Linked DNA regions of Homo sapiens: region 2 is linked to region 1. A link is a loop called in an ENCODE intact Hi-C map of the cell type or tissue named here. Cell type or tissue: dorsolateral prefrontal cortex. All regions are shown on one strand. Links, peaks and the distances in the headings refer to the core of each region. The heading gives the core; the rest is flanking DNA.

The links. Hi-C counts contacts between places; a loop is a spot of excess contacts. Peaks named below come from ENCODE experiments on the same cell type or tissue, not always from the same donor. Only the 100,000 strongest peaks of a DNase experiment are listed, where the experiment ranks them.
Region 2: a loop joins it to region 1, with 2.0 times the contacts of the local background. A loop is called at or near these places in 16 of 110 quality-filtered maps.

Annotation. Positions count from the first base shown.
Region 1 is chr18:24,045,126-24,061,570 of GRCh38, reverse strand. All of the region lies in intron 1 of TTC39C (tetratricopeptide repeat domain 39C), which reads right to left. Among named protein-coding and RNA genes, the nearest start is that of TTC39C-AS1, 38 kb to the right of the region's middle. In dorsolateral prefrontal cortex, for the core only: no CTCF peak of the experiment used is centred there; no DNase peak of the experiment used is centred there.
Region 2 is chr18:23,999,060-24,015,504 of GRCh38, reverse strand. It overlaps TTC39C-AS1 (TTC39C antisense RNA 1), which reads left to right and starts at 45. Exons shown (of 6, transcript NR_110796.1): 1 at 45-201; 2 at 2,464-2,588; 3 at 9,019-9,138; 4 at 13,846-13,940; 5 at 14,943-15,116. TTC39C (tetratricopeptide repeat domain 39C) reads right to left here and starts at 751. Exons shown (of 14, transcript NM_001135993.2): 1 at 467-751. The coding sequence starts at 633. RefSeq lists silencers at 335-514, 595-1,514 and an enhancer at 5,376-5,505. In dorsolateral prefrontal cortex, for the core only: no CTCF peak of the experiment used is centred there; no DNase peak of the experiment used is centred there; H3K27ac peaks cover 1,179 bases.

The sequences.
Region 1 (16,445 bases), core at 2,796-10,795:
TAACTTACTGCATCTGCATCCTAATCAGTTGTGGACCATGCATGTGTCTCTACACAAAATGCATTCATTCCAGAGATCTGGAAATGTTCCCAAAGAGTACGAAGGTCATTGGTTCAAAACCAGTGCTATGGACGGGGAGGAAGAGGCTCCTAGCTCATTTCAATTACTCCTCATATTTGGAACCAACAAAGACCAAACAAGAGGGGAGTGGGAATGCTATGTGAAGGCTGAGTATAAGCATTAGAACCCAAATACAAACCTTTCTAACTACCAAAAGATACACAAAAAATGGAGTGAGTGAAATAAACCATAGTGAAAAACCTATTTTTTTAAAAAAAAAAAAAGAAGACTAAATATTTGCTGATATTGAAAAAACAATGGTAGGATAATCTATAACATTTTTTTCAAAATTGATACCTATAAGGTGAGGGAGGGGAATAGGGAAGAAGAAAAAAGGATGGAAATGAAGCTCCCTTTTATACATCTTGTTTTATAGATTTCATTTTGGAACCATGTAAAAATTATTCACAGTAATACTGAGTTAAATGTTAATAATGCAACCCCTAAAGTCAAAAGAAAGTGACTTAAATGTCCCTAAAAGCAAATCCAGTTGGTAATATAATACCAGAGCAGAACTAGTCCAAGAGACTTTACAACACAGTAATCTGACAGTACATCCCTATTGTGAAATACCCTTAAAAACTGACCCCAAAATGTGGCCAAAAGAAAAATCTTAACTATTTTCGTAATCATATTCTTATTGGACAAATGGGTACTGTTATGCTAAGGCTGCTGGGTCATAGTACGTGAGAAAGCAATCAGTTAAGTATGTCAGTGTTTGTTGGGACCCAGGACTTTGTGCATAGGAAAAAGGATGAAATAAACTTTTAAATCTTATAGTCCAGAATACAAACTGGAAGAATAAAAGCAAACTCACTGAATTTTTTATCTTTAAAAGAATACGGCCAGGCGCAGTGGCTCACGCCTGTAATCCTAGCACTTTGGGAGGCTGAGGCGGGCAGATCACCTGAGGTCAGGAGTTCGAGACCAGCCTGGCTAACATGGTGAAACCCCATCTCTACTAAAAATACAAAAATTAGCTGGGCATGCCTATAATCCCAGCTACCTGGGAGGCTGAGGCAGGAGAATCACTGGAACCTGAGTGGCAGAAGCTGCAGTGAGCCGAGATCGCGCCACTGCACTTCAGCCTGGGCGACAGAGAGAGACTACGTCTCAAAAAAAAAAAAAAAAAAAAAACAGAAACGCAAATCAAAACCACAATAAGGTACCGTCTCACACCAGTCAGAATGGTTATTATTAAAAAGTCAAAAAACAACAGATGCTGGCAAGGTTGTGGAGAAAAAGGAACACTCTTACACTGTTGGTGGGAGTATGAATTAGTTCAACCATTGTGGAAGACAGTGTGGCAATTCCTCAAAGACCTAGAGGCAGAAATACTATTTGATATGGTTTGGCTGTGTCCCCACCCAAATCTCACCTTGAATTGTAGCTCCCATAATTCCCAAGTGTTGTGGGAGGGAGCTGGTGGGAGATAATTGAATCATGGGGGGATGGTAATGAATAAGCCTCATGAGATCTGATTGTTTTATAAGGCATTTCCCCTTTCACCTGGCTCTCATTCTCTCTTTGCCTGCTGCCATGCAGGACATGACTTTGCTCCTCCTCTGCCTTCTGCCGTGATTGTGAGGCCTCCCCAGCCATGTGGAACTATGAGTTAATTAAAACTCTTTCCTTTATAAATTACCCAGTCTCAGTCTCAGGTATATCTTTATCAGCAGCGTGAAAACAAACTAATATACCATTCAACCCAGGAATCCTGTTACTGGGTATATACCCAAAAAACTATAAATTGTTCTAAAGACACATGCACATGTATGTTCACTGCAGCACTATTCACAATAGCAAAGACATGGAATCAACCGAAATGCCCATCAATGATAGACTGAATAAAGAAAATGTGGTATATGTATACCATTGAATACTATGCAACCATAAAAAGGAACAAGATCATGTCCTTTGCAAGGACACAGATAGAGCTGGAGGCCATTATCCTTAGCAAACTCATGCAGGAACAGAAAACCAAACACCGAATGTTCTGACCTATAAGTGGGAGCTAAGTGTTGAGAACATATGGACACATAGAGGGGAACAACAGACACGGAGGCCTACTTGACGATGGAGGGTGGGAGGAGGGAGGGGACTGGAAAAAATAAAAAATTAGTACTAGGCTTAATACCTGGGTGATGAAATAATCTGTACAACAAATCTCCATGACACAAGTTTTTCTATGTAACAAAACTGCACATGTACCTCTGAACTTAAAAGTTTTTTAAAAAATTAAACAAATTTATATGGAAAAGTAAATAATTTAGAATAGCCAAATCAAATCTGAAGAACAGCAACAAAGCTAGATGCTTACTTGAACAGACATCAAGACAATTAAAATTAAGAATTTCTTTTCAGTCATAAGAGATTGGAAAAAGCAAACCACAGACTGGGAGAAGATATTTGCAATACACATATCCAACTAAGAGCTCATCTTCAGGATACATTAAAAACTTCCAGGAATCAGTAAAAGACTGAAAACTTCCTAAAAAGATGGCCAAAATCTTAAATAGGCACTTCACAAATGAGGGTATCCAAAAGTCAGTAAACATATTAAAAAGTGCTGAAAATCATTAGTTATCAGGGAAATCCAAATTAAAACCAAAATGAGATACCACCATACTCATCAGGTTGTCAGGAAGGACTGACAATATCAAGCGTTAGTGAGATGTGGAGCAACTAGTTTTCTCCTACTTCGTTTATCAGTGTCTATTAAATCTAAACGTATGCCTACTCTAGTAACTTTTTTTATTATGAACTTGATAATTTTATTATTTATTCTAATGATTTTTTTTTTGAGACAGAGTCTCACTCTGACACCCAGGCTGCAGTGCAGTGGTCGGCTCACTGCAGCCTCCGCCTCCTGGGTTCAAGTGATTCTTGTGTCTCAGCCTCCCAAGTAGCTGGCACCTCAGGTTCATGCCACCACACCCGGCTAATTTTTGTATTTTTAGTAGAGATGGGGTTTCACCATGTCGACCATGCTGGTCTCAAACGCCAGACTTCAAGTGATCCACCTGCCTCTGCCTCCCAAAATGCTGGGATTACAGGCGTGAGCTATTGCGTCCAGCCTCTAATGAATTTAACAGTGGTTTAATTTTATGCACATATAGTTGTCATTAATTTTTTTAATTTTAGGTTCAGTGGTACATGTAAAGGTTTGCTATATAGGTAAATTGTGTGTCACAGATGTTTGGTGTACAAATGATTTCATCACCCAGGTAATAAGCATAGTACACAATAGGTAGTTTTTCGATCCTCACCCTCTTCCTACCCTCCACCCTCAAGTAGACCCTGCTGTCTGTTGGTCCCTTCTTTGTGTTCAAGTGCACTCAGTGTTTAGCTCCCACTTATAAGTGAGGACATGGAGTATTTGGTTTTCTGTTCCTGCATTGGTTTGCTTACACTAATGGCCTCCAGCCCCATCCATGTTCCTGCAAAGGACATGATCTCATTCTTTTTTATGGCTGCATAGTATTCCACAGTATATGTACCACATTTTCTTTATCCAGTCTCCAACTGATGGATATTTAGGTTGACTCTATGTCTTTGCTATTGTGAATAGTGCTGCAATGAACACACACATGCATGTGCCTTTATGGCAGAACAATTCATATTCATTAGGGTATATACCCAATCATGGGATTACTGGGTAAACCAGTAATTTTCACAACAGAAATGAATGATTATGTTCCCCCAAAAGACACATACACCATGTTAATAGCAGTGTTATTCATACTAGCCACAAAGTGGAAATAATTCAAGCATCCATCACGGTAGAACAGATCTAGTATTACAGCATATTCACTCAACGCAATAACATGAATTAATCTCATAAGCAATAACATTGAGTGAAAGAAGCTAGACACAAAAGAGTATATCCTAGATGAGTCCATGTATATGAAATCCAAAACCACTATTCACTTCTAATGTTCTAGTCTGAACAGTGGCTACCTCTGGGGGAATATCAATTTAAGAAGGAGCCCAAAGGAGGGCACTGCAGTGTTGAAAATGCCTGATAACTTTACCTGGATAGTAGTTACATTGATGTTTACACTGTGAAAGTTCTTTACTGTATGTAAGTTTTTCCTTATGACAAAGAGAAAAATATTAAAAAGAAAAACAATCAGATAAATGATCACTGATGACTATTTGATTATATTAATAAATTAGTATTCTTTTTTTCGGTGTGTAATGGTACTGTGGCTATATTTTAAAGGATTTTCTACTTTTTAGAGGGATGTACGAAAGTAATTACAGATAAAATGAGACATTGACTGGGATTTGTTTCAAAATAATTTGGGGCAAAGAGATTAAAAGGGAACAGAAGATAGATAAAGCAAGACTGGCCCTGACTTGATAATTATTGAAGCTGAGTGACAAGAACATCAGAATTCATTAAATGATTCTATGTACTTTTCAAGATGTATAAAATTTTCCAAAATAAAAAGTTAAAAAACAAGGCCAGGCATGATGGCTCACACCTATAATCCTAGCACTTCCGGAGGCTGAGGCAGGAGGATTGCTTGAGACTAGGAGTTCCAAACCAGCCTGGGCAACATAGTGAGACCCTGTCTCTAAAAAAAAAAATTACAGAACAAACATACATATGTTCTACAAAAGATAAGGTGTCTTTTGGAATCCTTTCATGAGAGGGCCTCTTATGTTCACTGCATTTGCTTTTTTAAAATGAACCATCAGTAATAAAACGGCTCTAAAATTTTCTCTCTGTATGAGTCACAACAGGTAGAAACCTGTTGTGAATGAAAGGAAGCAACTGATCCTCATTCTGATATTCGCCAACATTGCCTTGGAAATTTTTTTAAGGTCTCTCCAATATATTAAAAATTGGACTGATGATGATTTCCTGAAACACAGTGGAAGAGAATGTATATATTTGATTCTCAAAGGAACATTTCTCACTCAGGTAAGCAGGCATCACTACTGTAAAACAGTCCCTCACTGAGTATGTTTCTTTAAATGCAATTTTACTGCCCAAAGTAGTGAATAGCTGGAATTTTTTTGTCTTTCATTTTTCTGAAAATGTTCTAAACTTATTTAATGTTTAGTTCCTAGAATTTTCCAAAATACTTTTCTCCCCTTCAAATGTGTGGGGGGTTTCGACTCCTGGGGATTATAAACGAAGCACGGGGCCACCTGAATCTAATCAGCCCACAGCTGTCATCCACATCTTTCACTGCAGCCCTGAGACCTGAGATCTGAGGGTTGAAGAAAAAACTGCATGTACTCACCCCTGCTGCTCTTAATGGAAGCTCTGCTTTTCTGGGACTCATGCTGTTTAAAAATCACAGACCCAGGGGGCCACTGGAGTTAACTGTGTACAATTAGCAAAAAGGACAACACTGAATGCTTCTCTAATGCCTCAGACCTCGCCTTCAGAAACACAATTTTTGCCAAAAGGATAAGTGATATCCTCTGCTCTGCTTGTTATCATCAAAAATGGGTTTTAAGGAGACAAACTGGTTTGGTATTTCATCTTTCCTTCCGAAAGAAAAGTAAAACAATGCCAAGAAAAGAAAACTACATGCATGAAGCTGTTTGTTGCAACATTATCCAGAACAGAGAAAAACTGGGTTTTAATAGACCATTGGAAAAAAGCTTTATGACAGTGCATTTAGCAACAATTTCTTGGATATGACACCAAAAGCACAGGTAATGAAAGTATATAAATGGAACTACATCAAAATTTAAAACTTCTGTGCCTCACAGAACATAATCAGCAGAGTGAAAAGGCAACCAACCTATGGAACTGGAGAAAATATTTGCAAATCATATATCTGATAAGGGGTTAATATCCAGAATACATAGAGCTCCTACAACTCAGCAACAACAAAAAACGAACAATCTAATTAAAAACTGGGGAAAGAACTTGAATAGACATTTCTCCAAAGAAGATATACAAATGGCTATATAAGCACATGAACAGAAGCTCAACATCACTAATCACTAGGGAAATGCAAATCAAAGCCACAATGAGACACCACCTCACACCCACTAGGATAGCTACTATCAAAAATAAAACAAAATAAGTGTTAGAAAGGATGTGGAGAAACTGGAACCTTTGCATACCGTTGGTGGGAGTATAAGGTGGTGCAGCCACTATGGAAAACTATAGGCAGTTTCTGAAAAAATAGAATTACCATATGATCTAGCAATTCCACTTCTAGGCATATACACAAAAGAATTGAAAGCAGGGACTCAAACAGGTATCTGTACACCCACGTTCATACCAGCATTATTCACAACAGCTAAAAGATGGAAGCAACTCAAGTGCCCATAGACAGATGAATGGATAAACAAAATGTGATATACATACAGTGGAATACCATTCAGCCTTAAAAAAAAGAAAATTCTGATACATGTGGCAAAATGGATGAACCTTGTGGACATAATCCTAAGTGAAACAAGCCAGTCACAAAAAGATTAATACTGTATGATTCCACTTCTATGAAGTACCTATCATAGTCAAATTCATAGAGACAGAAAGCACAACAGTGGTTGTCAGGGGTTGGAGGTAGGGAAAGGAATGGGGAGCCATTCTTTAATGGACACAGAGTTGGAGTTTTGCAAGATGAAAAAGAGTTCTGCAGATTGGCTGCAAAACAATGCATATGTACTTAACATGACTGAACTGTAAACTTGAAAAATGGATAAGATGACACATTTTGTTATGTATATTTTACCACAAATTTAACAAATTAATTGAAAAAACTTTCTATAATAGAATAAATGACTCATAAATAACCAGATGGAATATCATCATGACCTAAAAATGTTTTTTGATAGAATTTAATGTGAAAACAAAAGTTCTGCCTACACTTTTCAACACATGCAGACAACAAAAAATGAAAAAAATTGTTGTGAAGGGCAAGAAGATCAAGGGGGTCTTCTTCAGTGCCAAGTGTGTGTACAGGGGGGAGTTGAACAGTCACGACTGAAACTGCTCTAATCATCATCTCTGTTTTCAAGCTGTCACCACAGATACTTCCTACATTTACACTCCTTTTAGAGAGAAAAATGCATCATTTAAGTTGATTTACTTGTTCTACATCCCTGTGGTTCGGTTGTGGCTTTGATACAATTTTCTCAACGGAATATATCATCCAGCCAACCAAACAGAATAATGGGGCGATTCAATACAAGACAGCCAAATCCTGCTTATGTGGGAATGAGTGATTCACTGAGTGGCAAGCTGAGGCCTCTCAGAGCCCAGCTGTGACCCAGAGCACCCTTAGCACAAGGCTGGCAGTGAACTGAACCCACAAGAAGTAGAGAACAGTCCTCACTTATATGAGGTTACTCCCCAAGACAGTCTTCTGCATTTTTTTCCAAAAACAAATGCGAGTGATTTGAGGATCACTTTTTATATTATCCATATAAGCAGTATAAATAAGATTTTTAATGCATCCCTTTCAAAATTTAAAAAAGGGGAGGAAAAGGCCACTTTTGCTCATTCTCTTATTTAAAAAGTTGTTTTTTCCTTTTTAATTGTGAAATCTCTCTACTTAGCTAACTCCTCCCCCACTGTGCCAAGAAAAATCAAAAAGGGTTTTATAATAAGGAGTCTGATAATCTGATGAGGGCTGACTTAAAAACTAAAAATATGTGCTTTGAACACGTAAAAGTCAGCACTAAATAAAGGCTTGAAATGTCCCAATTTCACAGGAGACCTGATGGTCTGAATGTAGCCCCCACATAGTCTGTACTTGTGGTTCCTGGGCTATCGGCTCATTTTTACTGTTCTATATCTCAAGTTCTCTAACTTGAATACACTGTGGCAACAATCAATGGATAAGATTAATTTATTGCTTCTGCAATGAGCTATGTTTTCCAAATTTGTTGAACTTACTTTGTAACACCATTCAGACACGGGAAACTATTATGGGAGCAACTTGGAGGCCTCAACCTTAATTCAAAGATGTTGCAGCAATCACAGAGAAAGGAATATCTGTTCAGCCAGTGCCACAGAACATAAAAGCTTTTATATCACTCACCAACTAAAGAGAAAGACTTGTCTCTACTCATATTACGACAGGAAGGAAGAACAGTGATGTCTTCAGCACCTTGTTCACGTGGCATTCATTCAATGGTTTATTAAACAGAGCATCTTCTATATGCAGAAAAGGGAAAGGTGTCTTGGAAGTGATAAATGGGAAACTCTACATCAAAGGTCTAAGAAAAGCAACCTATTCCCTCAGACGGTGGCCAAGGAAAATAAAATGGGAAATGGTTTATTCGAAGGGTTTTTCTTGACATGATTCATATTGTTATTAAGAATATTTTTCCAAAGGAAAATGTCTGATTTATTCTGAAAGCATCTTACTTTAAAAGTCCTCTCAATGCTTCCTTTATATATTACAGATAGCATCCTTAGAGATCTCATATATGATTCGACAGCATCTGTGGAATGTCCCTTTTTGAATCCTGCTACAAATCAGATTATAAAATAAAATTCATTACCTGTGATTCTCCTAAAAAGTTAAATCACTTCACAGTAATCCCAGTGGCTCTATCTCATTCATGAGGTCTCCTCCTCCCAACAGGCCTGAGAGACAGGTACAGTCACCCAGGTCCAATTCCATGCCCTGCACACTCCACTGCGCCACATCTTCTAAGGATCCATGATAAATTTCCAATTCTCAATGTTTTCCCATAGTACGTAGCTGACACTGAGCCTGCTCCTGGAAGGATTAAAACATCAACTCCTTCCAAGCCAAATAACTAGGAGGGTGAGTAAGAAATCACACCAAACAAAAACAATAAAATTCGGGATCATCGTCTAATAAATAATTTATAGTTTTCCAGTTTGTTCCTTGGCTCCACCAAAGTTATCTAAGAGAAAACTGTAAATTTTCTTTAAAAAAAGCAATAATTTTTTTTTTAAAGCAAGATATTTAATTTTAAAATCACCCATCTAAGTCATGACTGGATAATATTCCTCAGTTTAAAATGAATAAAAAGTGACCTTTTCTATACTTAGGGCTTTAGGAAAAATTCTAATGAATTTAGTTTTGTTCCACTCACTCATTCAAGACATGTTTGCTGAACACCAAGTACACAGCCGGCCCAGTGCTATGTGCTGGGGACACAAAGATGACCAAGAATACGCCCGCTCTTCAGAGAGCATACACGGTCCAGTTTGGCAACTAGAAAGTCCGAACAGCCCTTCTAATAAACAGTGACGCAAAGTGAGTAAATGGTGTTTACTCTGACTCACGTCATCATCCCTTGTCACCATATTTTTTGTGGACAAATGAGGGCCCCCTAACACCATATTTGATGAAATCTGAAAAAGGCTACTTGCCATCTTTGATCTTCTCTTCTCTAGTATTCTTTTTAAAGATACATGAATATGTCTCCAATCACTCTCTATATTTTAATTCTCTGCAGAGCATTTATTACTATTTGATATTTGTGTCATTATTTGTTTGTTTGAATAAATGGAAGTCCCCAAGAGTGGGGACCCCATCTCTGTTACATGCTGCTGTCCTGACCACCTAGGACAGAATCTGGAGTTTAACAGGTCCCCAGTACATGCCTGTTTAGTGAACCAACCAACCACGTCCTACAAAATTCATACTTCCCATTTCATCTGACGAACTGTCCTCACAGGGTCAAAAAATGACTAGATAGAAGACCTTCATCACCTGAACCTGTAAAACTGCTTTCACCAACAAAAGCACACGTGCTTATTTCCTTTACCAGAAGATAGCTGTGGGGAAATTCACGGAAAGACTTTATTTGCTTTTCAGACATGACTCAAACCATGACCTTTAGGGACCTTTTAATCTAAAGGACGGCATGCCTCTAAAACCACTGACCACCCCAGCCTTTAGTTTATGAGTGTTTGATTCACAAATGTTTGGAATAGGTCCAGTCTTCTGTTCAGACTCGTTTTTATCATGTGCCCACCCTTTTGGGGAGTATGGGAGTCTGTAGCCACCACCAGCTCACCCCAGATGTCCCTGCAGGTCAGGGGCACCTCAGGCCTGGAGGGGTACCTGTCCCCAGACAGCATGGCCCCTGTGTGTACAGCGATGTTTGCATTTACAGCCACTGCAGTTTCTGTTTATTTTTGTTAACTGCTTGTGATATGGCCTTGCATCTTATCAGCAAAAAGACTTCGTAATACGCTGGCTGGTGCTGAGAAGCCATGAAATTCACCAAGATCAGTGAAGCTGTTAGCCTGTAACAGGCAGGGGATGGGAAGACTTTTGGGGCCAGTCGACTCTGGGTTTCCTCCCCACGGAAGGGAAGAATAAGCAGGAGGCTGGACAGTCCATTCCTACAGCCTGAGGTAGTAATTATCTACAGGTAGATCATTAATGAGCCGCTCTCTAAGAGGTACCCTAAAAACAATAATAACCAGGCCCTTGACCCTTACTTCCTACGGACTATTGCTCTGACTGATGCGTTTCTAGCACACACGTACATGAAGAATGCATCTCCTGAGTATGGCAAAATATACTCAGTCATGAAAGTAATTTAAAATACAGACAAGTTCAACAACAAGATGACAAAAACAGAATTGCATTTTTTTTTTTTTTTCCTGAGATGGAGTTTTGCTCTTGTTGCCCAGGCTAGAGTGCAATGGCATGATCTCAGCTCACTGCAACTTTCGCATCCCGGGTTCAAGCAATTCTCCTGCCTCAACCTCCTGAATAGCTGGGATTACAAGGCACCCGCCACCACACCCAGCTAACTGTGTATTTTCAGTAGAGACAGGATTTCACTATGTAGGTCAGGCTGGTCTCGAACTCCTGACCTCAGGTGATCCACCCTCCTCAGCCTCCCAAAGGGCTGGGATTACAGGCATGAGCCACTGTGCCTGGCCCACTTTTTTTTTTTTTTTTTTTTTTTGAGACAGGGTCTTGCTTTGTCACCCAGACTGGAGTACAGTGGTACAATCTCAGCTCACTGCAGCCTTGACCTCCCGGGCTCAAGCCATCCTCCTACCTCCCAAGTAGTTGGGACTACAGGCATGGGTCATCATGCCTGGCTAATTTCTGTATTTTTAGTAGAGACAGGATTCCGTCGTGTTGTCCAAGCTGGCCTTGAACTCCTGACCTCAAGTGATCTGCCTGCCTTGGCCTCCCAAAGTGTTGGGATTACAGGCATGAGCCACTGCACCAGGCCACATTTCACTTTTTAGCCTCTCTCTGGTGTCTAGCAAAGGAAAGGCAAGCAATGCAGGGGTGTCCCTTAGAACCTAGGAGTTTTAAGCAGGACAAATTATGAGAACAATGAGAAAGGAGAAATGGTGAACAGGACAGGGGATACGAGTGCCTGACCAGGCATTGGCGACTGGGGGCTGGCAGCCACAACCCTCTCAGAGCCCCAAATGGTGTCCAGGCACCAGCCAGCCAGGCCTGGGAAGAAGGAGGGGAGAAAAGAGAGAGAAAGCCAAATGAAGGCCAAGGAAAACGGTCAGACCCTGAGTCCTCCATCTTTTAATTGCCAAATGCTTTCTTGAGTTAGGACTACCCAGTCTAATTAATACGACAGACTATTTAGTAAGAGGATATTTAAGAGAGAAAGTAGCAACATAAAAATTAAGTTTGTCTTCAGATAACAATAGGGAAAATAGGAAATGTTTCCATTCCGTGTTTCCATTTATTTCCTTTCCAGTTATTACTTTAATCCTATACATTTCCCAAAACAAAATAAAAATGTTGGGGCTTGGGTGTGAGGGTTCCCGCCTGGGCCACTGACCTCCTGCCTCTCTCCTCAATGGTTCCTGCTCGGCCTCTAGCCTAGGTCCAAAGGGTGCTGGTTCCAGACCACTCTTCCTGGTCCCTCGGGTCGGGCTGGATCCCTCCTCTGGGCTCTCAAGATCCTCAGCCTTCACCCTTCAGAACACAACTCACACCCGCACAGTGCCTACCCAGCACAGGGTTCAGCACCCAGAATGCCCTCAATGGGTACTTGATGAATAAGCAAATGAATGAGTGAATGAGTGAGTGAGGGAACAGCCTGAGAAGCAAATGAACAGAAAACTATCTATGCTGAGCTATTTCAGGTGGCTATGAGATAGGTGAAATTGTTCCCATTTCTTTCCATGTTACAGAGCTGGCTGACTGAGTGAACAAACTCACTAACATAGTGCCTGGCATGTAGTAGGTACAATGTAACTATTTATTGAATGAAGTTAATAAATAATGAATTGGTCTAAATAAACAAAAATCTTTTCCACGCCTACGAAGTTACTCCTGAAAACAGGATTAATATTTGAGTAGTCTCTGGAACATACAAAATGTTTTGAGTGATTTCCTGCCTTTACCGTTGGCTCTCTTTAAAACATTATTTTACAAATATAGTTCTTGAATTGTCCACCTGTAGAATGCTGAAAAGTACTAAAGGTGGCATTATAAAGGCCACTTCTTATAAGAGCTAGGAGTCCTATCATAATTATAAAATTTTCTCTTGAGTTGGCCAACGCGTCTTAAGAACCACATAATCATGTATTGACATATTCATTCCATAACTGTATTGTTAAATTTTACCAATTTAAAAAGTAAATACAGTGTTTCAAAGAATATATTTCTACAATGGAAAATAACAAATCTATTTTTCTACCTACACACTGATTGCCAACCTCAGCCTAAAAATAACTTCTAGTCTTTGAAAAGCCCACTTAAGAAAAACAACCTCAAAACAGCAATCGCTGCTACTTCCTATGAAAACGTTACCTTAAAAGGTAAATATAGCACTTATAATTTTTTAATGAACAGGAGCAGAGTGCACAAAAAGAAAGCAATATTTTCTCAAAGCTATATAAAACTAATTCTATTTCAGAAGAATAGAGATAGGAAAAAAAAAGTTACATGTTTTAACCAAAAATATACATTTATCTCAAATACTTACCATGTCCTTCTTTCAAAATTTCAAATCAGAATAGTAAAGGCCTTTAATTTCCTACTCATACAGGCATAACTGGCCCCTGCCTTCAGGCTATGGGCAGCCTTGCATAAATGCAAAAAAAGGCAGGGCATAAAAACACCTCATTTATTTAAAGAAGTCAGAAATAGGGTATTTAAAATTTAAATTTTAACAAAATCAGTTCATTCTCACGAGTCCTTAACTGCTTATGCAATTATATATTAGTGTCCTATAGTTTATCAAGTATTTCAAAATGGCAAAACTTCATAGCACATTTTGGAAGGCACACACGTGTATGCGTTTTCCAAATTCGCTGGTTTATTAGTCTCACGCAAATTATTAAACTATAAATGCTATTTTTAAATTTCCATTCTAGTAGAGGCACTATTAGACCACAAAAATCATACATATAATAGATAAAACCTACGTATAACAGGCTCTGTTTTAATAACAGAATGCATTTTTGCCATATTAAAGCAACTGTGATTATATTTGAGAAAGCTATACTACAAATAAACATGCCATGTATAAAATAAACATGGCTAAATGAATAAGACAGTGTTCCTTCTTTCATATACTTTTTTAATGTTTAATTTTTAATTTTTATGAGTACATAGGTGTATATATTTATGGGGCACACAAAATGTTTCGATACAGGCATACAATGTGTAATACTCACATCAGGTTCATATATTTTTGTTATCTCCTCTACGGAACTGTCTTCAATACAGAGCTGTTATATTTTATAATGATCTGTTATGACTTCAAATATTAGCAGTAAGAGATACTTCCTTCTTCAAAAGTTTTATTAAAGTATCAAAGTAAGCTATATATAAGTAAAGGTCAGTTTGGTTGGTTTTGCTGTTGTTACAAGCATAGGTTTTCCTCTCTGTATGTCATCTGCTTTCCTGCTACCAAAAAGAAATAAAGGGAGGGAGGAAGGCAGACAGAAAGGGAAGGAAGGAGGAAAAAAGAAAGGGAGGGAGAAAAGGAAAGAAAGAAACACTATACAATAGTCTAAGAATGACATCTTATGATTTTTGAGAAGAAGTGCTATTAAATACACATTAAAGTTGAATAACTGGGTTGTATAACCATAAAACCCCCACAGTTTATGAAGAATTCTGATATTAAGAAATATATATCAATGTTGGCCATGCACGGTGGCTCATGTCTGTAATCCCAGCACCTTGGGAGGCTGAGGCGGGTGGATCACTTGAGGCCAGGAGTTCGAGATCAGCCTGGCCAACATGGTGAAACCCGTTTCTACCAAAAATACAAAAATTAGCCAGATGTGGTGGCAGGCACCTATAATCCCAGCTACTTGGGAGGCTGAGGCAGGAGAATCGCTTGACCCCATGAGGCAGAGGTTGCAGTAAGCGGAGATCGCGCCACTGCACTCCAGCCTGTGTGACCGAGTGAGACTCCATCTCAAAAAAAGAAAAAAAAAGAAATATATATCAATGTAAATGTATATCTTCTTAAGAAACTGCAAACTGTACTAAAGTTCTGAGCAGGGCAGAATATGAATGTCATGCTAACATTCTATGTACTACAGAGCTGATATTTAGGGAAAGTTAAGTATTTCAGTAACAAAAGTCAATTAAATTAAGTGAAACAAAAGTCATTATTTGAAGCAAAAATAAAATACGTTTAAATGTATTTTTTCTGTGGAAGCATGAAAAAAGCATATTGCTTTGCCTATATGCATTCAAATATACAATATAATATTTACAGTGAGTGGTGGGAATGAAAATTGGTGCAAATCTTTTGGAAAGTTCTCTACATTTCAAGAGACTTAAAAATGTTTCTAAGAATCTATCCTAAGAAGAATATAGAAAAAATTTCTATGCAAAAACATTCATAGTAGTATGATATGCAGTATTGAGAAACAAGAATAACTAGAATATTGAGGAATACAGACTGTTAGCCAAATTAAACATATTCACCTAGCAAAATATTATTTTGTAACAAAAAGTCATAACTAAGGTAATGCTTACTCTGGTGTGCTGGAAAAAGCACAGGCTCTAGAAAACGCTACCAAGTTAAAATCTCAAGTTGATCCTGGACTAAATCTATGACTATTAGCAAGATAGACAAACTCTCAACTTGCATTTCCTCATGTGAAAATGTGATGTAATTATACTGCCTTATGTGGATATAATCAGTAAACAAGAAAAGTATCCCAAATGTCTAGTCTGAAGCTCGGCACATACAATAAACTAGTTACTGTATCATGATGATAAATGGAAAAGGCAGGATACAAGTAAGAAGTGTAGTAGGACAAACTATGTAAAAATATTCACAGGCTGGGCACGGTGGCTCATGCCTGTAATCCCAGCACTTTGGGAGGCCAAGGCAGGTGGATCACGAGGTCAGGAGATCAAGACCTTCCTGGCTAACACAGTGAAACCCCATCTCTACTAAAAATACAAAAAATTAGCTGGGTGTGGTGGCGGGCGCCTGTAGTCCCAGCTACTCGGGAGGCTGAGACAGGAGAATGGCGTGAACCCAGGAGGCGGAGCTTGCAGTGAGCAGAGATTGTGCCGTCGCACTCCAGCCTGGGTGACAGAGCAAGTCTCCGTCTCAAAAAAAAAAAAAAAAAAAAAAAAAAAAATATATATATATATATATATATATATATATATATATTTTCACAGAAGGAAGTACCCTAAAATGTTATCTGTAAGTAGTGGGAGTAAAGGGTGATTTTTCTATATATGTATTTTTCTTTCCTTCTACTTTATCAATGAATAAGCATTTATCTTTATAATTTAAAGTTTTTATTTGATCAACATAAGGCATAGTTTTAAAATGTGCACACAGAAGAAGTAATTTAAAACACCAATATATAATTAAATTTCATCTATTTACTTGTACAAAATTTCACAAACATTTTTTGAGCACCTGTGTATGCCAACTCCATTGCAGGCAGTGGAATGAGGCCCTTCCCACGGAGTTTACGTTCCAGAGTAGAAATACAGACAGTGAAAACTATGTATTTCTTGCTAAATCATCAATTCTATAACTAATCATATAAGCACTTTTAAAATGGTATTTTGGGTATTTATTACAGCCTTTCACAAAACAAAACTGAATATGCCATAATATTTTAAGTTATAATTTTATTTTTAAGCCATAGGAAGGCAGTGTGTCAAAGCAGAGCGCCTTATACTTTGCTGTGCACACAAATCCCCCCTGGCCCCCTTGTTACAATGCAGATTCTCACTCAGGTGGGCTGGGGTTGGACACGCTACATGCTTTTTTTTTTTTTTGGAGACAGAGTCTTACTCTGTCACCCAGGCTGGAGTGCAGTGGCATGATCTTGACTCACTGCTACCTCCACCTCCCGGGTTCAGGTAATTCTCCTGCCTCAGCCTCCCAAATAGCTGAGACTACAGGCGTGTGCCACCGTGTCT
Region 2 (16,445 bases), core at 5,545-13,544, 49 kb after region 1:
CATGCGAGGCGCGAGGAGCAGGCAGCCGGAGGGCTCCGTGTCACAAAGGCTGCCGGGGCAGCACGCGAGCCAGAGTCACGACAAGCCCGGGTCCCAGGCTCGCTGCTGCCTCAAATCTCATCCGGTCCCAAAGCCAGCTGCCCTGCAGAGAGGAGCCTACCGGCACCGGGCACGTCTGTGGGAGGGCGAGGCTGGGAGAAAGTGAGAGGGGGACTGCGGGCGCGCGGGGCGGGCGCGCGGCGGGTCCCGGGAGGGAAAGGACAACGGAGCCGGGGGTAGGGGGTGGACGAGGAGATGTGGCAGAGGCGCATTCCCTCTGGCTGATCTTGCCAGGGAGGAGACCTGAGGACCGGAATCGGTGACCGACAGGAGGGGGAGGGGGCTCCCGGGGGCCGCAGGTCGAGGCGCGTGAGCCGGACACGAGGTGCGCGCTGCAGGGTTGGGGAATCGGGGACGCGTGGGTCACCTGTATTGTTTGAAAAGCTGGTCCGACTCCCTGAAGCCGTTGTTGAGCAGCATGTTGATGCCGGCCAGGGCCAGCTCCGCGTCCTGCAGGGGCGCCGCCGCCGCCGCTGCCGCGTCCGAGTCTCCGTCGTCCCGCCGCCGCGGCCGCTGCTGCTCCGAGCCGGCCATGGGCGTGCGAGGCCCTGCGCTGGGCCGAGGCGAGATCGGGAGCAGCTGCTGCGGCCCCGCGCGCGCCCGGAGCCCGGCTCTACCTGCCCGGAGCCAAGCGGAGCCGGGAGGGGAGGGGAGGGGAGGGGAGAAGACGGGAGGGAAGAGGAGGGAAGGACCGCGGAGGGAGGAGCCGCGGCCCGGCTGCGGCGCGGCGTGGGAGGTGGGCGTCCGGCCGCCGCCGCGGGGATTACTCAGCAGCACCCGCCCGCTCCTCTCGCGCCCTCCGAAGCACCCAACTCGCGCGGGCCCCGAAGCGGAATCCGTTTCCGGGTGTCTCTCACCCCGCCAAGCCGGTCCCCGAGCGGCGGCCGCCTCCACTTCCTGCAGCCCCCGCGCCCCGGCCCCTCCCGGGTCCCCAAGCCGCGCCTTCGCCCACCGCCCAGGACTGCTCGGACACACGCACGCGAGACCCGGAGACCCGAGCGCCCCACCCTCCCCCGAAGGGGCCGGACCCAGGAGTCGGGAGGAGGGCAAGGCGCGGAGGGAGAACGAGCGTGCGGATGTGGAAGGAAAGGGAAAGGGAAGGGGAACTCCGCCCGGGCCGCTATGCTAGCGCGCGGCGCTTTGTCCACGAGTAACTGAAACTCCACGAGTAACTGAAACCCCACGCAGCCCGCGCCCGCGACCCCAGACTTCATCCCGACCCTGGGGCCGCCCCCTAGGACCAGGGCAGCCAATTCCCGAGGAGGTGGGCGGCGGGGGCGGGGTCTCTGGCACCTGCCCCGCAGCTCCCCGGAGCCCCGCGCTGCGGGACTGCAAGGCAGAGCCCCTCGGATCCCGGTACCACCCACTCCAGCCCGCCACCAACATTTGCGCAGTGGGGCAGGAGGAGAAATGGAGGCCTATATGCCATGTGCCCAAATATTTAAAAGTTATAAATTCAGCTGCCAAAGTGTGTTCTATTCTCACACTGCCAATTATTCTTGCAAAGCTTTGGCGTTCATATGACCAAATGTCAGCAAAACATCAAAAGTGACTGAATTTAACCATTATCACAGAAGTCTCACTGTTCTGATGATGGGCTGGTGATATCTGGATGCCTAATATTCTAGAGACAAGCAATTCATAAATCATCTTTATGTTTTTTCCACAAATTTATTTTTCTCTAATTTAGCAAAATCCCTTAATGTAGTGTTGCAATCAAGATTATGCTCTAATGCCAAATTGGACAACCTTCCTTGAGTCGCTGTCGTTTTTAGAGTGTAGTTTATTAATTTCAACTTGAAGAAACTTTGCTGAAACATTTATAACAGAATTTTTTTTAAATGAAAGCAATCCTCAGGTTTAGAAATAACTCCTGAATTTTAAACATTATGTCATCCATTATCATGGGACCAATATAATAAGTTATTACAGAAAAATGCAAAATAATTTTGTCATGTAAGTTGCTTTTACTTATTTTGTAAATTGTACCATCCCTTATAAGAATATCTAAATCCATACAGGATTTTCAACTTTTATAAATAGAAATTTTAGAGTAATAAGAATTACTGCCACTCCTTAAGTGTCATGTGTAACTGTTGCAAAGCCATGCTAATTCTTGAGTACATCTGGAACCACAAACTGGAACACTGACAGAAGCAAGAAAATGGACGATTCACATCCTTGGGAAACAGTACGTTGTAATGCAGGAGTCACTGCATTCATGCTGTCTGAGAAGAAGGATTTGACAAGCTGACCTTTAAAAGAAAATCTAGGTTTTCTTGGATTTAACATAATGTTAGTCTCAAACATCAGCAGTGTCACCATCCTTCATGGCACTGAGAGGCTGTAACCTTTTGTTTTTAGGGCACTGAGCTAAAGATGAGAAGAAGCGTTCCCTGGAGCCTGCATGGCATCAATCATGAGAATGGATGTTGAGGGTTATGCACCCCACTGAGGCAGCACTGAATGCCAGATCCCAAGTTACAGAGGTGCTTGTATGTTTTTAAATAAATTTATGCGTGTGTGTGTGTGTGTGTGTGTGTGTGTGTGTGTGTTTTGATGGGCAGGGCCCTCAAACGCAGGTCTTAGGGACTGTACTGCTCATTGAGGCCCACATGAGGCCATTGGCATGGAGGGCTCCCCTGGCCACACACTGCCCGAGGTCACCCTGACAACATGCACTTACAGGCTGCTGGAACTTTGGATCTGTGGAACCATTTGCCCAGATCCCTGAAGCAGTCTAGTCAATAAGGGAGAGAAGCCAAGAGCAAAATATCAGACATAGGAGATAGCCTGCAGTCCCCCAACTGAGAAAGACAGCCAAGCACAGTCCTGTATGTCCCTATTACTGGGAAGAAAAAACAAGAATTTCAAGGAATTGATGACACTATGTTTATGAGTTATACTTGAGGCCCTGCAGCTGAGGATGTGGGGAGGGGTGAGCAAAGTCAGAGCACTCTTTGTGGGGCTAGTTCTGTCTCAAGAACCTCACACAGTCCGTTGTGCAGACAGGGAAATTTAATTGTTGAACAATTAAGGCAAGGACCACTGCAACCGCCCAGCACCCCACAATAGGCAGGGGAGGGGTGGCGTGGATAGAGGGATAACTCTACCATGTAATACACACCAGATATGTGCAAAATTGGATTTAACCAGGTACCAAAACAGTTACATTAGCATCATCATCATGAAGGGACATTTTAAAATATTTGCCCGTGGTGAGGGATACAAAAAGAGCCTCCAAATCCTGAAGGAAGAGAACACGTGGACTAGTAATACTTGTGGCAGCTGTAGTTGGCATTGACACCTGCCCCGGATTCACATTGCAAGGGAGAGTTAAGGCTGTGTTTTCTCCACTCGATAAAAATGTCAGGTTATAAAGGCAGATAGTGATATCTAAGAAGTCATGGTGCAAATTACCTACAAAAGGAAGGAAAATCTAGATTCCTAACACTCCAGGACACCATATACTTGACACTGTGAGATTCTCAGCACCTTCCTGCAAAACTAATGCAGTCTTCAGTGCACTTGACTTCAGCCAAATAGGATTTATCCGAGTGTTTCCTTTGGAAGTTGAGAGACAGAGAGAGTGGAAAAAAGGGAGAAAAAAAGAGAAAAAGAAAAGCCAGCGAGTGGTGGAAATAACCCACTTCCTTTCTGCAGTGGGTGTTGCCAGTATTTTGTGGTTCTTCATTTGATTTCACTGTGAAAATGAAACTTTAATTTCAAATGATCAGTAAAAGAAGGTAGATTTTAAAAAATAAGGTGTTGTGGTTGCAAATGACAGAAAAACCTGACCCAAACTGGCTCAGCAAAGCAAACATATTGATTGGTGTAGAGAAGTTTTACAAAATGAGGCTGTATCCCTGGCTTCAACACTAACCAGGACCCAGTTTCTCCTCTTGACCTCTTAGCTTTGCCACTTTGGTGTTTATTGGCTCTATTCTCAGACAGGGCCGCCTCTCCTGGTCCCAAAAGGTTTTTGGAAGCTCCCAGAGCTACATGCTTGCTGGCTACATCCAGCGGGAAGGCATTGCTTCTCTAACAGCTTAACTGAAATCCCCTAATTAAATCTCACTGGCTTTAATTGGCAAGATTGTAGTCAGGTGCCCATCTTTGCACCAATTAATGTGAGTAGGAGGGGCAGATCATGCTAATTGGATTATGCCAGTCAGGGTCTGCTCCAGGACCTGGATGGGTAGAACCTATTTCACCCAAACTACCTGGCTGGGAAATCCCAGATCTGTTAGGAAAAGAGAGGTAGGGAATGGATGTGAGAGCGACAATCAACAAACATACCCTACCCTTGTCTTCCTGAACATGTTTTGAATTTTTGGAATTACATTCGGTTTTTTTCTTGAGACAGGGTCTCACTCTTTACCCAGGCTGGAATGCAGGGGCGAGATCATGGCTCAATGCAGCCTTCACCTCCCAGGCTCAAGTGATCCCCCTACCTCAGCCTCCTGAGTAGCTGGAACTACAGGCACATGTCACCACACCCAGCTAATTTTCGTATGTTTTGTAGAGATAGGGTTTCGCTGTGTTGTCCAAGCTGGTCTCAAACTCCTGAGCTCAGGTGATCCGCCCACCTCGGCCTCTTAGAGTGCTGGGATTACAGGCATGAGCCACCCATGCCTGGCCTGGAATTATACTTTAAATGCATTCGAAGAATAAAGTACCACAAGAAAACCTTACTGTGTGTACTTTGGTTGTATTACATTTTTCAGTGATGCTAACAGTCATGCCTTTGTGCATCTTTTTGTAAATCCATATTATCCATCAAAATAAATACAGGTTCCCAAAATGTTTGGAATTCTAAGAAGGAGGAGAGTAGGGAAATTAATATCACTATTTTTATGTTGTGCTAGCTTTACCCATTCAGCTCTTCTACTGAAGGTGAAGTAAGATTTAATTAACTACCTTTAACTAGAAGGCAAATCAGGTCAAGGGTTGCTATGTAAAACCTATTAAATTGTTTAGCCTAAAGCTGCCTTCTTACGTATTTTAGCCTAAAGATTTCTCCGTACATAGTGAACTGTAGCCTAACTGGATGCATAAACAGACTGTAACAAACTCTTGTAACAAGTAGCGGAGTTTCAGCCAATCACAGCAGCCAACTGTTCAAACCGTAGCCAAATAAGGCAGACCCCGAGCTGTAAACAACCTGACTGTTTCTGTATCTCACTTCTGTTTTCTTTATGTCACTTACTTTCTTCTGTCCATAAATCCTCTCTGACGCATGACAGCGCCAGTTGCTCTGAATCTATTCTGATGGTGGAGTTGCCCAATTCTCCAATTGTTCTTTGTTCAATTAAACTCTGTTAATTTATCTAAAGTCTTTCTTTTAACAAACCATACAGCAAGTTCCTTCCTTTTCTGCTCATAGGTGGATCACTAACTTGCCTCTAAGGAAGGGAACATAGTTGTGGACCAGTGAGGTTCACCTGGCTGTTTTTGCAGTTGGATGTGTGTCTCTGAGAGGACACTCATGGCTGCCCTGGGAAACCACAGCAGTTACCATGGGCCAGGAAACCATCCCCCTTTGGGTTGGACGCCTCCTCACCTGCCTTTTCATAAACCACATAGCCACTGGAGTGCAGTAATGGTTTAGGCAGGTGTTTACTAGAGATCATTGTTCTGCTGCTGTAGAGAGTCAGGGACAAAACTGGGGAAGAAGGCATTGTCTCTCCTCCACCGCTTTCCTCCCCTGGGAAGCTTAAGCAGTGATCTCTCCTGCACTAGCCCTTGACTGGGGTGTGTCTTTGAGTGTGACTGCAGGTCTTCTGTTGGTCTTCAGATAGTTTCATTCTCTCTCCCCATTATGCCTCCCTTCCCTTTAACCCATCTCCTTCCTTTTCATTGATAGTCCCTGTTCCCTGGATCTACCATCCCTCCCTCTTCCTTAGAGATAATCAAGTTTTCCTCTCCTTTGGTCCCTCCTCATGACTTGCACATTTTGCAGCCTTGGGTGAATGTCCATTACTTCTCTTGTCTGTCTACTGACTTGTTCTGCAGAGGGAGAGGCCGTCTCTGGTTTCAAGACATGTGTCTACTGAGTCCCTGGAGAGGAAAGTAGATGAGTTCCAGTCCCATGGATAAGGGAAGTGTTAAATGGTAGCAGGTTCTATTCAGTGCCCTGGTGGGTTTTCTCTGGATTGTTTAACAGCAAAAAAAATCTTTCCACTAGAATTTTTTAAACTGGTATTTTAGGTTTGGAGGTACATGTCCAGGTTTGTTATAGAGGTAAACTCATGTCACAGGGGTTTGTTGTACAGATTATTTCATCACCCAGGTTCTAAGCCCAGTGACCAATAGTTATTTTTTATGATCCTCTCCTTTTTCCCAGCCTCTACCCTCAAGCAGACCCTGGCGTCTGTGGTTCCCCTCTTTGTGTCCATATGTTCTCATCATTTAGCTCTCACTTATAAGTGAGAACATGTGGTGTTTGGTTTTCTGCTCCTGTGTGAGTTTGCTAAGGATGATGTCCTCCAGCTCCATCCATGTCCCTGCAAAGGACATGATCTTATTCTTTTTTATGGTTGTGTGGTATTCCACGGTATATATGTGCCACATTTTCTTTATGTCATCTACAGTTGATGGGCATTTAGTTTGATTGCATGTCTTTGTTACTGTGAATAGTGCTGCAGTTGAATTATGTGTCTTTACGAAGACATGTGTACATGCGTCTTTATGACAGAACGATTTGTATTTCCCTGGTTATATACCCAATAATGGGAATGCTGGGTCGAATAGGAATTCTGTTTTTAGCTCTTTGAGGAATGGCCACACTGCGTTCCACAATGGTTGGACTAATTTACACTCCAACCAACAGTGGCACTATGACTAATTTCTATCTGGATTCCCCATTGTTATCTAAACAAGAAAGGTACTTTCCTTCTATTCACGTAACTTTACCTTGTTTCCTACTAAAAATCCTGGGCTTATGCTAAGGTAGTATTAATCTTTTCCTGCATAAACAGAAGGCAAATGGCATGTCCGAGCTCTTCTCTCCAATCAGTAGGCTTCTCCCCTGACTGCAGGAGGAAGAAGGAGATACCTTTTGGTTCATCTAACAAAGTATATGAATCTATTTTGGGTGGAAGCAGCAGCAGTATTGGCATTTGCTTCTCAGAGTGGATTTGTTTCCAAATCTTAAAGTGTAGTCAGATTCCCTCGGACATTCGAGAGCATGCAGTAGGTGTTCATGACCTGTTTGTAAGTTGAATGGTGAGGGTGAGCTACAGAGGGGATGAGTTGGACTCAGAGGGGAAAGGAGATTAGGCCAGGAGTCTAAATCGTGGGTTATGACTCTGGTCCTGCAATGCACTGACTTTGTGATTTGGGGCAATTTTACTTCATCTCTTTCAGCCTCAATTTCCCCATTTATAATATGAAGATAATCAGTACCTTCAAGGCAAGTAAATGAGATAGTGGGCACGTGAACATGCTTTGTTAATCTGTAATACCAAGATATTATTAGAACCTATACAATTTATTTTCAGATATTAAAGTCAGTGTGTCCTTCTGTTCACATATTTACTTGTCAACAGTATCTTGAAATTCCCAGCTAAAATAAAGTCTGTGCAATTAAATAACTAGTTGCATCATATAGAGATGATTAATTTAAACTGTTTCGAATATAAACAATACATGTTCACTATTGTTAATGCAGCATGAGGAAGAAGTACAGATTTTCTTCAGAATGTATAAAAATATAAAATAGTCTGGGTGAGGTGGCTCATGCCTGTAATCCCAGCACTTTGGGAGGCCGAGGTGGGTGGATCACCTGAGGTCAGAAGTTCCAGACCAGCCTGGCAAACATGGTGAAACCCTGTCTCTACTAAAAATACAAAAACTAGCCAGGCCTGGTGGCACCCATCTGTAATCCCAGTTTATCAGGAGGCTGAGGCAGGAGAATCGCTTGAACCCAGGAGGCAGAAGTTGCAGCGAGCCGAGATCATGCCACTGCACTCCAGCCTGGGCAACAGAGTGAGATTCCATCTCCAAAAATAAATAAATAAAGATAGTAAAAATATCTACATTTTAGAGTTCTTCATTTGGACCTGAATTATTTCTGCTTTAATAATCCCTAAGTATTATTTTGGACAAAGAAATAGATAATATTTGGTATGAAGAGTTTTAAAATGCACCTCTATGTTCTGTGTGTCCAACATGTTTTGCAGTCAGCTCTTGTTTACAAGGACATATGCATTGCTAATATAAAATAATTCCTTGTTGGTAAGTCACTTATGTTTTGCTCTGGGGTTACTTAGCAATCCGTGTGTCTCAACCCAGAACTCTGTGCCACGGAATTCCCCTAAAGTAACTTAAGGAACCTGTTGAAGAAAAAGTTTTCTATCTGCAAGTAATTCATAACAGGTATCTCCTTTATGCACAGCCTAGAGCTCATGAGCCTGATACTCTGGTTTTTCGTAGTATACTCACTGGGTGCTCCGACTGTGTCAGCAACAGGGGTAAGTGCTGGCAATATTTAGGCAAATATGACAAGGCCCCTGCCCTAGAGAAGCTCATCCTGATGAGACACGTAGCCAGATACACATTCATAGCACAATATGGTAAGTGTCATAGTAGACCTTGGTGCCAAGTTTGTCAGAATCCATTTATTCCTGGACTGATTTAACACTATCTCCCTAGATGATTATAACAAACTTATATCTTATGCATTGATAATTACTGATGTTTTTATTAATTTGTTCATTCTTTACACCTTTAGAGTTCAGATATGGGCCACAGTAGATCGCCTGTCTCACTAATTTACAGTTAATCCTTGGTTTTTTGATCGCCGTCTCCCCCCCACCCGCCCCCGCCCCGATAGCATTAACCAGTTTGTATTCCTCTGCTGGTCAATGAAGACAGATAATCACTGTTTTTGATTACTTTCACGTCCATCTTCAAAAGATGATCTACCCCAACCGAAGATACTTAAAACGATGTGAACAAATTTTTGAAGACAATTGCAGGAGGTAAATTAGAAAGATGAAAATAATACCTTAAAGAAAGCATCTGTAGTCTCCTAAGGTATGTAAAGGAGAAAATAACTGCTACAGTGTATAATATTGTTTATTTGTTTTTAAAAATTTGGGCTGAGCATGGTGGCTAATGCCTACACTTTGGGAGGCCACGGTGGGTGGATCACTTGAGCTCAGGAGTTTGAGACCAGCCTGAGCAACATAGCAAAACCCCAACTCTATAAAAAATACAAAAATTAGCTGGACGTGATGGTATACACCTGTAGTCCCAGCTCCTTGGGAGACTAAGGTGGGAGGATGGCTTGAGCCTAGGAGGTTGAGGCTGCAGTGAGCCATGATCGTGCCACTGTACTCCAGCCTGGGTGACAGAGCAAGACCCTGTCTCAAAAAAAAAAAAAAATATTCTGTAGGATAAGCTCACTTACCCTAAGGAAGGCACACACATACATTCTAAAAACTAATCTTGAAAATGTTCTAAATTAGATAGTGGTGATTGGTTGCATAACTCTGTAAATACACTGAAAACCACTGACTTGTATTTAGTTATTGGGTTTTTTGTTTTTTTTTTTTTGAGACAGGGTCTCACTCAGTCGGCCATGCTGGAGTACAGTGGTGCAATCATAGCTTATTGCAGCTTCAAACTCTTAGATTCAAGCCGTCCTCCAACCTTAGCCTCCTGACTGCAGGCTACACATCACTGCAGCTAATTTTTATTTTTAATTTTTTTTTTTTTTTAGAGACAGGGTCTCGCTTTGTTGCCCAGGCTGGTCTTAAACTCCTGGCCTCAAGAGATGCTCCCACTTCAGCCTCCCAAAGTATTGGGATTACCGGCATAAGCCTCCTTGCCTGGCCAGATTGTATACTTTAAATGGTGACTTTTGTGTATATAAATTATATGTCAATAAAGCTGTTAATTGAAAAAGAATTTTAATCATTTTAAACCACAGGGTGCAGAGCAGTGGGAGAAGGGAGTTAATGGCTTGAATCCTGTGCTTTTATATACCTGGGGCAAAAAAAATATTTTATTATGAAAAAAAATCTTATCTTTGAAGAGTGTCCAAAAATCTAGAATGACTGCTGGCTAGCATCACTACGTGCTGGGTGCTGGGTTAAGACTTTACAAATGTTGTTCCATTTAATTCTCAAAGTAACTCTGTAAGGTGGGCTTTATCCCAAGTTTAAAGATGTGAGGAGAAAGACAAGTTTAATAACTTTCCCAAGGCCATGAAGCAGGTAATGGTTACAGTGAGGTTTAAACATAGATCTCATTGCCCACAGTGGTTCAGTCTTAGTTGTTAACTTAAAATCTAGTACCTTCTGGAAACCTGACTGAGGGCATTCACACACACGCTTATGAATTTCATGGCATTAGTTCTTCCTGAAAGTCGTACCATTCCTTAGTTAGAAGGCATTTTGAAGGCATGAAAATACATTATCTCATATATGATCTAATTCAGCAAAATTAGGGTGCAGCCCAGGCATCTGCATTTTAGCAATAACCTCAGGTGAGTCTAATGTCAGCACATTTCAGAGCCCCTTATGAGAAAGAGTTGTCCAGATGGTAACTCCCAGAAAGCAGTGTGGCTATTCATCTTTGTGTACATTGCCTGATTTGTTACCCTTAGTATATGTTTGAGAAATATTGCACGAAAAATGAGTGAAAGCACAGTGGAATGCATGATTTTCATGGTAAATCATGCTCACATCCTTGCCTAGGAACAGTTGTATTATTATATTAAACTCAGAATAAAGGTGCATATTTTAACCTTAAAAACAAGAGCATTTCATGTGATGACTTTAAAAAATTCCATGTAGCAGCAATGTATACATCTGGAGTTGAAAGAAACACCACACAAGGGTAACCAGGTCAGAAGGAGACACGCCCACACTAAGGATGGAAGGAGGATGTGGACACTAAGAAATCACTTAATTCCTAACTCTTGACATTTATTTTTAAATGTGGTTATAAAAGAAGACTCAGAACATTTGGCTGTGTCATGGCTAAAAATACACATTTTTTCACTTCTCCTCACTCTCTTCACCCTACCACCTCCTCTGAGACAAAAACAGTAAAAACAAGGATATACTGTGAGATGATAAAGAGAAAATGAGAATGCTGCTGTCTATACCCACAGATAGGGAACTGGATGCTTAGATGCCACAGGGACTCATTTCTTCCTTCCCAAATCCAGGCCAAAGAACAACAGCTGGCTGGGCTCAGGAGCAATCTTACTTCCCTTACTGCTCCAGAAAGGTAACCACCTCTAGTAGCCTTGTTCCTCACTTCTGCCTCTGGAGTGGTGTTTGCCTCTGCACTGTGCTTGCTTGGGGAACTAAAATGGCCTTGTGTAAATAAAAAATGCTGGGTGTGGTGTGGTGGCTCACCCCTGTAATCCCAGTGCTCCGAGAGTCCAAGGCAGGGAGGATTGCTTGAGGCCAGGAGTTGGAGACTAGCCTGGGCAACATAGTGAGATCCTCATCTTTAGAAAAATTTTAAAAGCCTAGCCAGGTGTGGTGGTAGGCCCCTGTTGTTCTAGCTACTTGGGAAGCTAAGGCAAGAGGATCACTCAAGCCCAAAAGTTTGAGGCTGCAGTGAGGTATGATTGTATCACTGTACTCCAATCTGGGTGACAGAGTGAGACCTTGTCTCTTAAGAAAAGAAAAGCATTCATTTTTCATTTTGTTTTCCTCTGTTCAACTAAGTAACTCAAGCCATTTAAAAAAGTATTTGTCTTTAGAGAGCTTTTTTTTTTCATACAAGGGCCATAAAAATAGTCATAGGCACACCAGTGGTTCACTCAAAGAATGATAGATTCTGTAAACTGCAGGTTATCCCAGACGTCATCCAATATGACTTATGATTCATCAGAAACACCATCATATTTGACCTACGACAAGGACCAGTTCAGTTCAACAGGATCTTTTTTGAGGACCTACTATGTGCCAGCCACTGTATGCTAGCTGCTGTGGAAGACATAATTGAATAAAATACAACCCCTGAACCTGAGAATCTTCTAGTCTAGTGGGTGAGACAGACACACTGACAGATCTTTTAATGTAAGATGGTCATAAGATAGAGTTATACGCTGTGTGCTTTGGGAGCACAGAATAGGGGCATTAGTCCAGCTGGGGGTTCATGGAAGGCTTCCTGTGAGGGGTTTGATGACTGAGCTGACTCTGGACAAAAGAGGTAGGAAGTGGATTCCAGGCAGAGGAGCAATGGCATGGACAGGTGAGACTGCAGAAATCCTCAAACAGTGCAGTTGTTCTAGAGTATAGAGAGTGAGGCAGGAAGTGGCCAGAGACGAGGCAGGAGAGGTGGTCAGCCCTCAGGCACAAGGGCTCTCTGTGCCTTACCTGGAGCCTCTAGGCAAAGAGGAGCCAACGAGAACTTAGGACAGGGGAATGACATGGTCAGATTTGTGGGCAGATGGAAGATTTAATATGGATTTAAATTAATATGAATTTTAATTGAGTGTATAGACTAGAGACTTATGGAAGGCAATTGCAGAAGACCAGAGCACTTGTAAGTCCCACTGTGTGTGAAATTGTTAGTTCTCTTTCTGTTGCAAGTGACCAAACCCAGTGCAAACAGGCTTCAGTGGAAAAGGTACAGCCTGAGGGTGGATCTCAGGCATCTGCAGGGCTGGATACATACGTTCACTCAGTGACACCACGATTCTGCTTTTTTCTACAGTTTGGTTTTTTTCTCTCCTGCAGAGGGAGAGCAAGTTCTTCATTTTGTAGAACTGTCCTGCACATTGCAAGAGTCTAGCATTCCTGTCTCACAATGCCAAAAGCACCCCCCAAGCATTAGAACAACACAGAAATCCCCACACATTAAAAAAGGAAAAGATCCTGAGCACAGTACTAGCTCCCATCTTGCACGATCACTCTGGGCATTCAAGACTCCTCTTTGCCAAACTTCAGTTTTTTCCAACACCACCTGCCCTTAAAACATTAAATGGCTGCTGGTCAATTTGGTCTCCATTGACTCTGTGAGCAAGTAACCATCACTAGAGATCTCATCAAGTTAGAGTCTTTAAATCTGGATCCCACCCCACTTCTTTTAGTTGCTCTTTCCTCTTGGCATTGGTCTCCATGCTTGCCCATTTGTAGAGGAAGAGAGACCATCTCCCTCCAGTTTTCTAGATCCCCATTGGCAAGGATGATTCTGATGGTGCTGCTTGTGTCACCTGGGAATCCTAGAGCCAATCACTGGAGGATAGGATACTCTGATTGGCCACCCTGGGTCCTATGGGAAGGCACCAAGGAGGCTGACAGCCCCACAAGACCACACACAATGGGTGAGAAGTTGTCCAAAAAAAGACATGTGCGCAAACAACTTATGTCTGCCTCAGGGGATAAGTAAGCAACGACAAAACAGAATTACCCCCCGTCTCTACTAAAAATACAAAAAAAATTAGCCGGGCGTGGTGGCGGGCGCCTGTAGTCCCAGCTACTCGGGAGGCTGAGGCAGGAGAATGGCGTGAACCCGGGAGGCGGAGCTTGCAGTGAGCCGAGATTGCGCCACTGCACTCCCGCCTGGGCCACAGAGCGAGACTCCGTCTCAAAAAAAAAAAAAAAAAAAACAGAATTACCGTACACCTCACCCTCCCATGTTGCATTCTGTGGTTAATAAATTTAAAACCCCAAACTTCCTCTTACCTATTCCAATTTTCATGAACTTGGAAAATGACCTAGTTGAGTAGAACCCAAGAGTAATGCAGCAACACTTTGTGAAATGTTTACTTAGGACACCGATGGGAGGATGTGGTGGTGATGGAGGCAGAGCTGTGAAGAACTGAGAGGCTATTAGAAAACCGCGGTGGAACAGTGGCTGGGGAAAAGGTAAGAAAGTCAAGGGAAAGGGACAGTTGGCCTAATGGAAGAACATCAGTAAAGCAAAGACTCAAGGGGGAAGACAGAGGAGAGAAAGGAGATGGGAGAGACAGTGAAACTTTATACCAGACCAACCAGAAGGGTTGGTTTATCCCAGGAAAAATGAGAGAGCGAATATCTAGAATCAAGGAAGAGGTTAATTGATTAATTCCTAATATTTTTCACGGACCTTGGCTTAGGACATGAATCCAGTGACCTGAGGTCAGCAGTTTCTATCTGAACCCAAGCCAGGTTGACCTGGGGCCTGGGCAGGTAAGAACCCTGCTTTTCCAGATATTAAGTCTAACAGGAACACAGATAGAAGTAGACTAGAGCAGACCAGTGACCAAGATGAGGCTGGTAGAGGAACCTCTTGACTATCCAGAAGACCCCAAGCTGGCTTTCATGTGTTAAACTTCAGACAGGATAATCGAGTGAAGGCAAGGCAGCTGTGTAAAGGTTTAGCTCCAAATTTTCTTACATTTTACATAGGTTCTAGAATGACAGAATCTCAAAATTGGGTGGACACAGAAGCCATTGGATCAGAGATCTCAGATCTCTGATCCAACTCTGGGGAGGTCTGTTGACCTTGATCAAGTTGCTTAACATCTCTCAGCTTTGGTTTCGTTATTAATAAACACAAGTAACGACAGTCTCTGTTTACTTCACGAGATTACTGGGATAACCAGGTGACAGGACCCACACAATTTGGGGGGCCCTGTGCAAAATGAAAATGTGGGGTCCCTGGTTTAAAAAATCATGAAGAATTTTAAGATGACAACAGCAGGGCATTGAACCAAGTGCTGGGTGCTTCTGAGAACAGAGCGCTGTGTGACTGTGTGACTGCACAGGTCTCATGGCGGTGAAGACAGCCCTGCCAGGCAAGGTAATGTGCATCACAGTGCTTAGCAATCTGCAAAAGTTCAACAAATTGGTAAGGATTCTCTTTCTCTTTTCCCCCTTGGCTTCCAGGATTGTATTTGCTGGGGCTGCTATTAAAAAGTACCGTGAACTGAGTGGCTTAAACACCAGAAATTATTCTCTCACAGTTCTGGAGGACTAAAGTCCAAAATCAAGCTGTGGGCAGGGTGGGTTTCCCTGAGAGCTGCAAGTGAAGGATCTGTTCCAGGCCTCTCTCCTTGGCTGGTAGGTAGCCATCTTCTCTTTATGTCTCTTTACCTTGCCTTCCCTCTATACATTTCTCTATGTCCAATTTCTCCTTCTTATAAGGACTGCAGTTATATTGGATTAGGGCCCATGCTAATGACCTTGTTTTAATTTGATTACCTCTGTAAGACCCTATCTCCCTATAAGGGCACACTCCAAAGTGCTAGGGGTTAGGACTTCGACATAAGAATTTGGGGGTTGGGGGGAGCAGTTGACAAACATCAGAGCCCCTGTGCTCTTTGGAGGCATGCTGATGGTGTGAGGTCTCACTGGGAGGTGGTGATGTTAGGCTGTAGTAGGGAAAGTGTCCTGCCCCCATGGTAGTGGTGTTTGGGCCCCGGTTTCTGCTGCCTAGTTGGCAGCTCTCATTGCTTGCACTATAAGCCCACTCTTCAGTTTCTGAAAGCTCTCCCATGTACACCCAATAAATTCTTTTTTGGTTTAAGGAAGCTAAAGTAAGTTTTTGTGGCTTGCAAGTAAGAACCCTGACTGATACTCCGATACAACATTAGAATCAGGAAGGGAACTACTTGGACCTAAGTTTTGGGCCTCCCCACATTTGCTCAGCCCCATCTGCCTGCTGGGCCCTGGCTGCTTGCTCAGTGGGGAGCTCCAGCTTCCCAGTCTCACCTTCTCTCTGCCACTATCTGCAGATGCTGCTTCCCCACAGGGTGAGGGCTGAGAGCTGGGCTTAGGCATGGCTGCTACAATGCCCACCTTATGGGAGCCGTAGGCATTTGCAGCCCGGGCCCTAGCACAGGGCACCGGCTGTTCCCAGCACTTGCAGACTCAGATGAAGCTTCTTGCCCCCTGGCTAGGGACCTAGAAGATGGCTGCTTTGCCACTGTTTAAAAGGTAAATAGCCCAAAATGGGGGAGAGTTGAATCCACAGAGGACCCGCTTTGACCAGAGAGTCAGGAGATAAGCTCCTCTCTCTTCCTCCCCTGTGACGATTTCGAAGTGTGGTGGCTCCATATGGCCCATCCAGAGAGTCCTGCGTGGCTGTGACAGGTGTGGTTTCTGTGGCACCCTGGCCAGTTTGGTTCATATCACCCCACATTGACTCCCTTCCCCTCACCCTTCCAGCTCTGGGATAGAGCCTTATACCTTAAACTTGGCCTCAGGCTCTGATTTCTATGGAAACCCGGAAGGCTAGGAGCCTTGCAGGAAGGCTTAGGTTTCGAAGGTGGAAAGGGAAGAGAGGAAACCATTTCATCACACCCATATGTCCACAGCGCTCAACTTACCTGAGGCTCAAACACATAAACTGGCACAGACCAGAACTGTGAACAATGAAGCTGGGTATGT